2 separate regions of the Homo sapiens genome follow, and region 1 is linked to region 2. The links are chromatin loops, found by intact Hi-C in ENCODE. Cell type or tissue: Calu3. All regions are shown on one strand. Each heading gives the region's core, and the rest is flanking DNA. Links, peaks and the distances in the headings are about the cores only. Region 1 overlaps LINC00298 (long intergenic non-protein coding RNA 298). Region 2 has its middle 47 kb from the start of LINC01871.

Region 1 (5,383 bases), core at 300-5,299, 170 kb after region 2:
ATTTCTTTTAAAAACAATCCCAGAAATGCTGAAATATTTGGAAGATATGAGCAGGAATGAACAACTACCTTCATCTTATTTAAATCTTTCATTTCCTAATTGTTCCTGGTCTGGCTCATAAAGATCTCTAGATAAAGTTAATTGACTTTAAATAGGAGTGGTAAGCTCTTTTACAACTTTTAAAAAATATATCTTTTACGTTCCTGGATAACCTGTAATTTTACAATACTGATCTAGAAACCAGAAGCTGCCACAAATGATGGTGCTAAATCTGTGCTTGAAATGGTGGGACAGAAATGCAAGGTGACTTTACAAAGGATGGATGATTTGAGTCTCTGTTCCTATATCCATGATTTGACTGTGCAAAAGAAGTCCTTACTACTTCTCCACCCACCAATTCTGGTGACAGTTAGGGGGTTTGTGGCCCTAGCCTACATCATTCTCCCCTGCTGGATGCTTCCTGCTCTTGAACATCGGACTCCAGGTTCTTCAGTTTTGGGACTCGGACTGGCTCTCCTTGCTCTTCAGCTTGCAGATGGCCTATTGTGGGATCTTGTGAGTTAATACTTATTATGCTCTATCTATCTATCTATCTATCTATCTATCTATCTATCTATCTGTTATCTATCTATCTATCTATCTATCTATCTATCTATCTATCTGTCTATCTACCTATCCTATTAGTTCTGTCCCTCTAGAGAATTCTGAGTAATACAGTGGGCATGCTGATTTGGGTACAGAAATATTCTTACACTTGGCATTACACTAGTGGAATATATCTTACCTTCTGGTGCATAACCCTCCAAGAGCAGACTTACTAGATATCTTACGATTGTGTTCTTCATCTGTTTCTCAAATTGCTCTGGACTTGATATCACCAGGGCAGAATTTTATAAGGGGCAGCTCTGCCTTCCTGTTTGCATATCTGCATATCTGCTCTCTCTCTTAATCAGACTGCTTAGTTAAAAATGTCAAATACAGCCCTGAAGATTCTGCACTTAGGACTCCATTCTACAATGCTGAGACAGTCCATTTCAAATCCAACTATCAGTCAGTAATACTCCCACCTCACTTGTAAACCATGTTGAGGATGCACTACCAGCTCTCACCTACTCAAGCATCTGTCTGCATTCCTTGCTCCTAATAAGGCAACAAGGCCAGCTTTTAACAAAATAATAACAATGGTGTTCATCATCATCATCATCATCATCATCATCATAGCAATACTAATATGTCCAGGATACATTGTAGGTAAAAGTGACTTGAGCAATAAAAGCATTCATTATCTGCATAAGATACTCAGGGACAGGAGAATTCCTTGGCTAGTCCATTCTCCTGCTCAACTGCATTGCCAAGAACTCAGGTTCATTCCTCCTGTCTGCTCCCCATACTTAATGTGCTGATTTTTGTCCTCAAGCTCCCTTCCTTTGTGATCACAGGACGGACCCCTGCAGCACACATCCCTATACAGCAAATAAAGTCAGAGGAGGCAAATTCTCTCCTTGACTTCAATTTTTAAATGAGAGAAATGAGAGAAAATTCCCACAAGCCCCCTGGCTTGCATTCTGTCAGTGTCATTGGCCATATTGCCAGCATATGGGCATGCCTCAGCCAATCAATCAGCAGTGAGGGCAAAACATTTACTGTGATGGGCTTGAACCAATCACGACACACATGAGACTGGGCACTCTCCTGAAGCAAGTGGCTAAAATGGAGGACATCAAACACAGGTAGCCTCTACAAGAAAGACGGAAGGGCAAGGGAGTGGATCCAGATGCTACCTATCTGCTTTAACAGAATCATGCTACATATGTATTTCATGATGAAGCCTAAAGCCAGTGAACAGAAATTAACCCCATAAAAGCAGTGCCTCATTCAGCAAATGAGCAGATATTCTTCAGTACCTATGGAATGCAAGACTCTCAGCAAGCCACTGGGGAAAACATGATCAATTATACATTATATTGAACATGTTTCAATTCACTTATTTTTTCATTCATTTACTCAATGAATATCCATGCAGTAAATAGTAGTGTCCTTATTACTATTGTTAGTTGGTAAACTACTACCTGTCCTACAGAGTCTTGTCATCTGGTGAGGTAAACAAGGCATTCACATTCTTATTTAAACATCGTTTACACAGTCAAGTATAGTGGTATGCTGGGGCTGGCTCATACAGGCTCCTGAGAACCAATTCTACGTATTCCTTTCCAAATTTAGAGTAGCTTACACCACTGAAATTAGAAAATGCTACAAATCAGAAGACACACACACACACACACACACACACACACACACACACACACACGCCCCACAGAGGCTATTACTAAACATTAACCAGCATGCCACTGGTTATGTGACAACAAAAGTTGAATCATAAACCATGAACTGTGAGTAATACTCAAATGACGAGTAAAACAATGAGCATAAAAAGAAAGCCCAACTAGCATTGGCCCCTCTACATGGTAGGTGCTCAATACAAAAGTGTGCTAGATGGTCTGATTGAGGAAGGAGGGAGAAAATGAGCTACCAAGAAAATTTAGGGGGAAAAGTGGCATTTGAGCTGGATATTGAAGAATGGGTGGAATTTGGATAGTCAGAGAAATAGGAGAGGGCTGTTCATGGAGAACAGGATGAAGACAAATCCTGAGGTAGAGAAAGGTCTTATGATTGTGTCCATGTAGCCAGAGTGCAGAGTGTGCTTGGAGGGCCAGGGAGTGAGGTTAGAGCTTACTGCAAGTCAGTATGCTAAGGCTTGGACATGAAATAGCTTAGCTTCATTTTTACAGGAAGTACATTATATTTCTGCATTCTAGCTCACATGGATGTATAGATTAGTTGGTTAATTATTACTTAGTTATTTTACTGCAAGATGAGATTGACGATTTACCCAAGCCCTGTGATACTAGAAAACAGGAAAGAGTAAAGAAATCTCCTCACGTTTTGTCTTCTGGGAAAGGCTTTTTGCAAAGAAGCACTTCTCCTCCTGTGACTTAGAGAAGACTCATAGGTGCCTATTTATTTGCTTATGACACAGCCAGACATAGACCCTCCAAATTCCATTCATTGCCCCATAAATGATTAACTGAATTATTTGTACCCATTGACCAATCTGGACAAGACACCTGCTAACTTGCCTTAATCAAACTATTTAAGCTTCCCTCCTCCCCTACAGGACCCTAAATTTGGTCCATCCCCAAGCGCTGGAACCACCACGCCACCTGCTCACACCTATCCCCTGTACCTGTTTCTTTCTAGCCTTACTTACATCCCGCTATAAAAGAAAATTCATTTCTGACTTGTAGATATTATGGTTGGAGCATTCTCTCTACAGCAGTAGTCTCTTCCCCGCTTATTGCAAAAATCCTTCTGAAAAATATCTTTTCTTACCTAAATGCGGATTTGTTTTTATCTGACAGAATTATGTTTTAGTCTGTCCCTCTGTGCCTGAAAGCCAGGCCATTATAAGTCCTTAGTGGTCCCAATAGAGACCTAAGCTCTACAAGATAAACAGAAAACTACTCTATCCAGGGAAAACAGCTCATGCTCAATGTCATCAAAGATGACGGGCAGGTTAAAGCAAGGGGATAATCTCACATACACAAAAGAAATCTAGGAAGTGTTTGCATGTGACATCTAAAGAACCTTTTCTGACTTTGACAATTGTAAGGAACATGTGTTGAGAGTCTTTGAGAAGGGTAACCGGTTCATTAATTTGACATTCCTCCACAACAAATAAAAACAAAAATTAGCATCATTATCAGATAATGAATATATTCATATGGCAAGAAAAAATGCTTATTGGTACCAAAGATAAAATATAGTCTATGATTTTAGAATCATCAGTTGGGACTTCTCTATGTAAGAAAGTATGATACCAGAACCAATATTAAAGTGGGCTGGCTGAAATTTACAATTGTTTCAGACCCACTTATTAGAACTATATTGATTGAAAAACATTTGAAATCCTATAAGAGCATATTATATTTTAATGGGCAGCTTGAAGTGCATTTCAATACTCATAACTAAAAATGATGTATTTTACTAAAATTACTCTGATTTAATTATTAACCTGGTTACATCTACTAGAGTATGGTTTCTTATGTCAGTTTAAGTAACTTTACGTATTTGAAATTAATAACATAAAAGAAAGACACAAACAAAAAACTTGATATGAGATCTGAGAAGGCAGAGCTTTGCTGCCTCTTTTCCCTCTCTTCTCTCCCTCCTTCCCTCCCTCCCTTCCTTCCTTCCTTCCTTCCTTCTTTCCTTCCTTTTCCCATACAGCTCAGACAGCCATTTTTTGTGGTTGTTGTTTTAAGCAGTGAAGTATTAAAAATACGTTGTTTTCACTGTAGTATTTCTAAACTTGGAAAGGAGAACTAACTTCCTCCCAGTCAACTCGTTCATTACCAGGAAAGCTTAGAATTCAAAAGAATCAACCATCCCTCCTCTCCACTTCTCTAGCCATTAAAGTGCATGTTTTGCACTGAATTGGGTTGTCAGAAGCAGTATGACATGTTCTTTCATGGCTAATAGAGAAAAGAAATCAGATAACTTGTCCTTTATATCAGTAACATTTATAGGCCTTAAGTATCAGTGAGGTAGAGTTGCCAGAGTTAGCAAATAAAAATATAGAACACCCAGTTAAATTTGAGTTATTTCTAATTGCCTGTACATATGTACACTGAAATAAAAGAAACTGTTGCATGAGACATATGACTACTAAAACATTAATTGTGGCTAATCTGAAATAATTATGTTTTATACTTGTTTAACTATATTTATTACATGTGATTTGGCTCTTCTTAATAGTTCCTTGCTTTACAGAACTTCCTTACACAATTCCTTACAGTTAAAGTCTCTGTTTCTTTACCTCAAAACATAGCTTCTGCACATCTAACTTATTCTGTTCTTTGTTAATTGAAAATTATGCTCAATATTAGCATTACAGACAAGTTTATTGACTAAACATTGGCACTCTGAGAATTGCTCTTCAAATTTGATTTGTTCAAGTACAAACCATGTTTCATGGTATAACTTATTTTTTCCACACTTCAGGATTATATTGAATTTCCTGATCAGCTTCTTGAAATATTATTTTCTGGCCAAAACAAACAAGCAAACAAACAAACAAACAAACCATGTTGTCATCAGATTTTATCATCTTCTTCAACCCTACATATGAGTTTCCTAAAATTTGCTTTTGTTTCTGAAATCGCCTTTGGAAGGGTCTTCACATGAGAAAAAAAATATTACAAAAGCAAAGGGAAATTTGATCTGCGTTTTGATTACTTGTACCTGCAGTTGCCATAAAAGGTGGGGCATTTATATCTTTGATAATCTCTATAATAGTTAGTGGAACTATTACATTTTTAAATTA
Region 2 (5,383 bases), core at 185-5,184:
ATAATTTCACATCTGTCAATTGTTTTTGTTTGCTTAAAGTTGAAGAAATAGACCAAAGACCAATTGTAAAGTTGTGAAGAAAATTCACTAGATGAAAAAAAGTAAAAACCTCAGATTATGTAGTGCTTTCCCCTAAATATTGGTAACTCTGCAGCTGCCAACAAACAGGACAGCATGTGAACATTTTTGCATTTAGAAAGTATTTGAATTTTAACTTGCAAAAGAAAACAAAATTATATCTGTTGCATTTTCAAGACAATTTTTAAGTAAAAAAAAAAAAAAAAAAAACAGCCATGGAAAAGGCTGTGAAAAGCTATGATTGCTGCTCTGAGGATCTGGGCTTTTTCTTCTCAGTACTGTAGTGAAAACAGAAATGAAAACCTTGAAAAGTAGGGGAAAACCCACATTCCATTAAGATCCTGGCAGCGGGTGCAACAATTATTCTAGAACCCGCAGCAGCCTTTTCATTTGTATCTAAGGAATGGTGGATGGACTCCCTCTATGATCTAACTTTCCTCATCCATGTGAGATTCATAGCAGGCCAGCAGATCACCACTTTTACTCATCCTCAAATGAGAAGCTGAAGCTCCGAGGTCGGGAAAACTGCACCATCCCCCATCGTTAACATGTGATGGGACCAGGATCCCAGTCCACCTTTCCCAAACCCAAATCCAGTGCTCTGTCTGGGTCCCCGCTGGCCAAGGGTCAGCAGAGCAAGCCCTCTGTCAGGTTCTACCCCTCCATAGCCTCCACACTGCAATAATTCCTGTGAGATATTCCAAAGCTCACTTTGTCTTATAATCTATATTGACATTAACTAAGAAAAGTAAAAACATATAAAGAAAATAATAAAATGATCAACTCAATCGCAAAAGTCACTATACTCAAAAACCACAAGTTAGCGACCTTACTGTACAGATCACTCTGCTAGATTGCTTTTGTTTGTCCCCATCCTATGGATGATGAAGATAAGGTGCAAATAATGATGAAATAAGGCTTAAAATTTCTAACCTAACCTTTGGGTTTTCCTTCACACACCCTTTAGAAATATATTTGTTAGATGTGATTTTGCCATATCCTAGTTTTCCTTTGTTGTCTAAAGTATTTTGAAATTCTAAACTGTCCCTTGATGACAGCACTCAGGGAACTGGCGAAGGGACATGAGATTTGGACAGAGGGAGGACGATGTGGCCAGGTGCTGGCCTTCCATGGCAAGGGCTGATGGACATAAATACAAAGGCTAGAAAACTGAAGAGGCTACATGATGAAGATTCATTAAGCCAGCACATAGACAAACAAAGCTAGGTAAGAACAATGCAGCACACCCCAGAGCAATTAAAGCTCATGCACAGCCTTGTTGGGCAGGGCAATTGATTTTAGCAGGCTTGGAACAAGAACGGGCCTCAGGCATGCTATTTTGCAGACAGAATAAAAGAACATCAGAAAAGAAAAGTGACTTGCCCAAGTTCACAGTCAGTTAAGTCAACGATGGGGCAAAAGCTCAGGCCTCTGGGTGCTTTCTCAGTATGGCTTTTATCTGCACCTGATTTCACAAAACAGACTGGAATGTGCTGAGAGGCTGCCAGGCAGGTGGTCAGCATCCATGCAGTGGGTGCTCTCACCAATGCCACACCTGGAGAGGAGGAGGGCAAAGCAGATGTCGTCCGGGTGATTTTCAGCCCTGGGCCCTTCCCCGTTCACACCTCAGGCTTCTCAGCATGTATTGCTTTGCCATGCTTTCCTCAGCTTACAGTAATAACTCCTTTTGCCTGCCACCCACACTGACATGAGCCCCCACTTAGAGATGGCTTCGTGAATATTTCAAATTTTATCAGGTGCTTTAATTAAATCATTGACATTTATGTCAGAGAGTACAAGACTGAAGTTCACTGAGGGTGGTCGTCTTGCCCAGGGTCATCGAACTGGAACTGGCACAGCCAGGATTTGCACCTAAACCTGTTGGACTCCAAGGCCCATGTTCTCTCTACTTAGAGGATAACAGCCAAGACTTCTGATTTCCTACCAGTTTCAGAAAATATGGAGCTCCCACAGCATAGGAATTCTCTCCATAACAGAATGTTATGGCTAAAAGCATGACCCATCTAAAATTCAACTTCGAGTATTTATTTAACAAATAACTACAGTACTTCATTAACTACTATAGCAGATATTTAATAAACAACGTTGTAATATGTGCCATTCAAAGCACTTTACATATATTGAAGCTTTTTGTCTTCCTAAAAACGACATAAAGTAGGAACTATCATTTTTCCATTTTACTGATGACAATACTGAGGCTCAGAGACATCCAATAGATTACCTAGAATTACATGGCTGGTAGGTGGAAGAACTGGTATTCAAATCCAGGCAGCCTGGCTCTACACTCTTGGCTTTTAATCGCTAAGCCATACTCCCCTCTCTAGTTTTGTAGAAATCTTAATAGAATGGAGTATGCATGTCTTTGCCTTCTCAAATTGAGAATAGTGAACCTAGTTGAGCCTTCTGCTTATAATTCAAGGTGACCCACATGAATTTGGAACATTACATCCACTACAGCATGCCTAATACTACCCTCAGACATTTTAGATTGCAAGAGTAAATTTCCCCCAAGACTGGCCCCAGATTGCTGTTCTTATGAAGTTCTTTCCAATTTTTAAAGCTCTTCTATTTATTTCTTCTGCTATCTTCCCTCAGCGACTATGGCTATCTATATATATTATTCATGACCTTGCTTTAAAAGGAATTATCTGGTTCTGTGTCTCTGCAAGATTATCTTGCCTTCTAACACAGCAAAACACATCAGCTTTATGACAGCAATACTTTCTCAAAATTTTTTTCTAGACCCAGTGGCATGTCCCAGCTTGATGTGGCTCCATAAGTGTGTGATATTGTTTAAGATTCTGCTCAAATGGACTCCCTGATTCTGAACCTTGGGAAGGAAGGGTATCAGCAGCATCGGAAGGGAGGCTCTCTGGAGTTTTTCTATGGAGGAAGTCGCCACACACACAAATGCCGCATTGTCAACTCTCTAGAACACAGTCATCTCACAACTGTGGAATGTCCCTCCTTGCCAAACCCTCAGGACGACAGCAGTTGAAACTTTCATATACGGAGGAGTGGAGGCTCCTACGGAAGAAAAGAGGAAGAGCCAGTGCTTGATGCAGGCTTTTGACACTTCAAGTTGGGCAATGTTTTTGGTTTCAGCAAAGTTGCTAAAAACCACAATTCCCAAGGTTGGCCTGAACTTTGATTCAGAGCTTGAATTGCTAAGAAAGGTGGGGCTGGCCACAGGTTTCACTTGGCAGCAGCTCGCTTCTTCCCTGTGGGCGGCTACCCCTGCTGTCCTTTTCCATGCGGAGTTCCTGGCCATGGGTCCATGGTCAGTAGGTGCTTCTCTCTTACACCCTGGGTCACAGCACAGCAGTGGCTCTCAAGGCGGGCCCCCCTGGCCAGCCACAGCAGCATCACCTAGAATCTGTTAGAAATGCAAATTCCCTACTGAATCAGAAACTCTGGTGCTGGGGCCCAGCAAGCTGTGTTTTAACAAGTGCCAAAGGTGATCTGAAGCACCTGCAAGTCTGAGAACCATGACAATAGAAGAAAAGGAAATGCAGACAAATGAGAAGAAAAAAGTGAATTTAGAAATAAAGGGAAGATTCAAGCCCAGTGAGTGACCCCTGTCATCAGAGGGGTGTGGCAGGTGGCCCTACAAGAGCTTCACAGCGCAAGTCAACTTCCCATGAGCCCAGACAGGTCTACAGATGTGGCTCTCCAGACTCTATGTTGAGAGGAATGTTGAGGCCATACCTCAGAAGGAAATCACACAGAGACAAATAAGCAAGGCTGTGTGGGCCAGGAGGAGCAGGGGACAACCTGCCAATTTGCCCCTAAGGGCGAGAAATTGAAACTGGGGTTAGAGAGTTAGACAAGCACCTTGGATAGAGCCCTATAGTGTTTTTTGTTTTTGTTTGTTTGTTTGTTTGTTTTTTTACTGAGCAGGTCTTACTATGGTAACACCTGGTCATAAAATTCTAAAATCATTTGTTTAGAAAAGGATATGGCAATTCACTGAGCCCAGTTCCCCAGCCATGGTCTCCAGCACACTTCCACTAAGAAGCCCCTAGCAATGGAAGGTCAGCTGTCTCTAAAAGCTGTGCATTCTATCTTTGGAGAAATGTGGACCTGAAACGTTTCTGCAGACATCCTGGCCCTCCCTGAAAGTTTTACCCTATGAGGGACTCAACAGAGGTGATTTGACATTAGGACACTCTGATGCACACATGCACACAGTAGTTCTCAGAAATGTGACTTTCTTTCTTTCTTTCTTTATGACAGTCCTTCCTCTAGGGTGCTGGGCATGCCTTCGTTTCTCTATTCTGTGAGTACTTGTGCTCATGGGGCCTGCGCTGGGTGCTGAAGAGACATTGCTCAGGTGAGCAAAACAATCAGGGGCCTGCCTTCTGGAAATTGAATCTAATAGGAGCATCAGATATTAAACAGCTAGAAAAATACATATTAAATTTTCAGTGTGACAAGTATATAAAATAAAAAATTCCACAAGAAATCTTATCAAGTTCCTTTCCATGAAAAGAACGAACTTGAATTGTTATTGTCTGTCTTGCGTTGAGTCTTTGGACTCATTGTTAATTGATCCAATGTCATTTTAGCCAGCTCTTAACCTCCACACTTTTTCTTCCTTCATAGGAAAATTCCACTGCCACAAAAAGTACAAGGAAATATGCTATGCAATCCTACCTTTATGAAATTTACAATCTAGTATAGGAGATGAACTTAAAATAATTGTAAGGAAGCTGTGAACCATTTCTGCAATACATGTTTAAGCGTGGAAGGGAGAGTTGCGAAGAAGGCATTAACAGCAACTCACGGAAAGCTTCAGTGGGAAGGTGGGATGTGAGCTGAGTCTTTTAGGATGAGCAAAATGTGAAAGGTAAGCAAAACAGAGCAGCCTCTGCTGTGTGTGGCGGGGTGGGGGGGTTGTGGGGGGAAGGAGGGGAGGGAGGGGAGAGAGAGAGAGAGAGAGGTTTCTATCTTAATAATAGAGATGTTATAGTGAAAATGGCACACAAAATGCACCAACAAGATCTGTTTTTTTTTTTTAGGCCCTTCAACTATTTTTTTAGGCCCTTCTTGCTTGTATTTTATGATTTACAAATTTTCATACTTTTGTAATCAGGAAAAATAAATATGATATCAAACTTAAAGTTAAAAAATGCATCCAAAGGCACTGACGTACGCCAGGCAGGCAACTTCATTCTCCCATGTGTCCAACACAGAACTCACAAGACTCTTGGCTGGATGTCCTCTTTTCAGGAAAGAAGGTTCATTTTTAGAGATAATTACACACTGTGTAAGCATAGAAGTC

The links. A loop is a pair of places that touch in the nucleus more often than their neighbours do. Peaks named below come from ENCODE experiments on the same cell type or tissue, not always from the same donor. Only the 100,000 strongest peaks of a DNase experiment are listed, where the experiment ranks them.
Region 1: a loop joins it to region 2, with 5 times the contacts of the local background. A loop is called at or near these places in 1 of 110 quality-filtered maps.

Annotation. Positions count from the first base shown.
Region 1 is chr2:7,937,372-7,942,754 of GRCh38, forward strand. The region is part of intron 2 of LINC00298 (long intergenic non-protein coding RNA 298); the gene reads right to left. Among named protein-coding and RNA genes, the nearest start is that of LINC00298, 37 kb to the right of the region's middle. In Calu3, for the core only: no CTCF peak of the experiment used is centred there; DNase peaks (open chromatin) are centred at 2,340 and 2,700.
Region 2 is chr2:7,770,410-7,775,792 of GRCh38, forward strand. No RefSeq gene overlaps it. Among named protein-coding and RNA genes, the nearest start is that of LINC01871, 47 kb to the left of the region's middle. RefSeq lists an enhancer at 3,293-3,342. In Calu3, for the core only: no CTCF peak of the experiment used is centred there; a DNase peak (open chromatin) is centred at 3,192.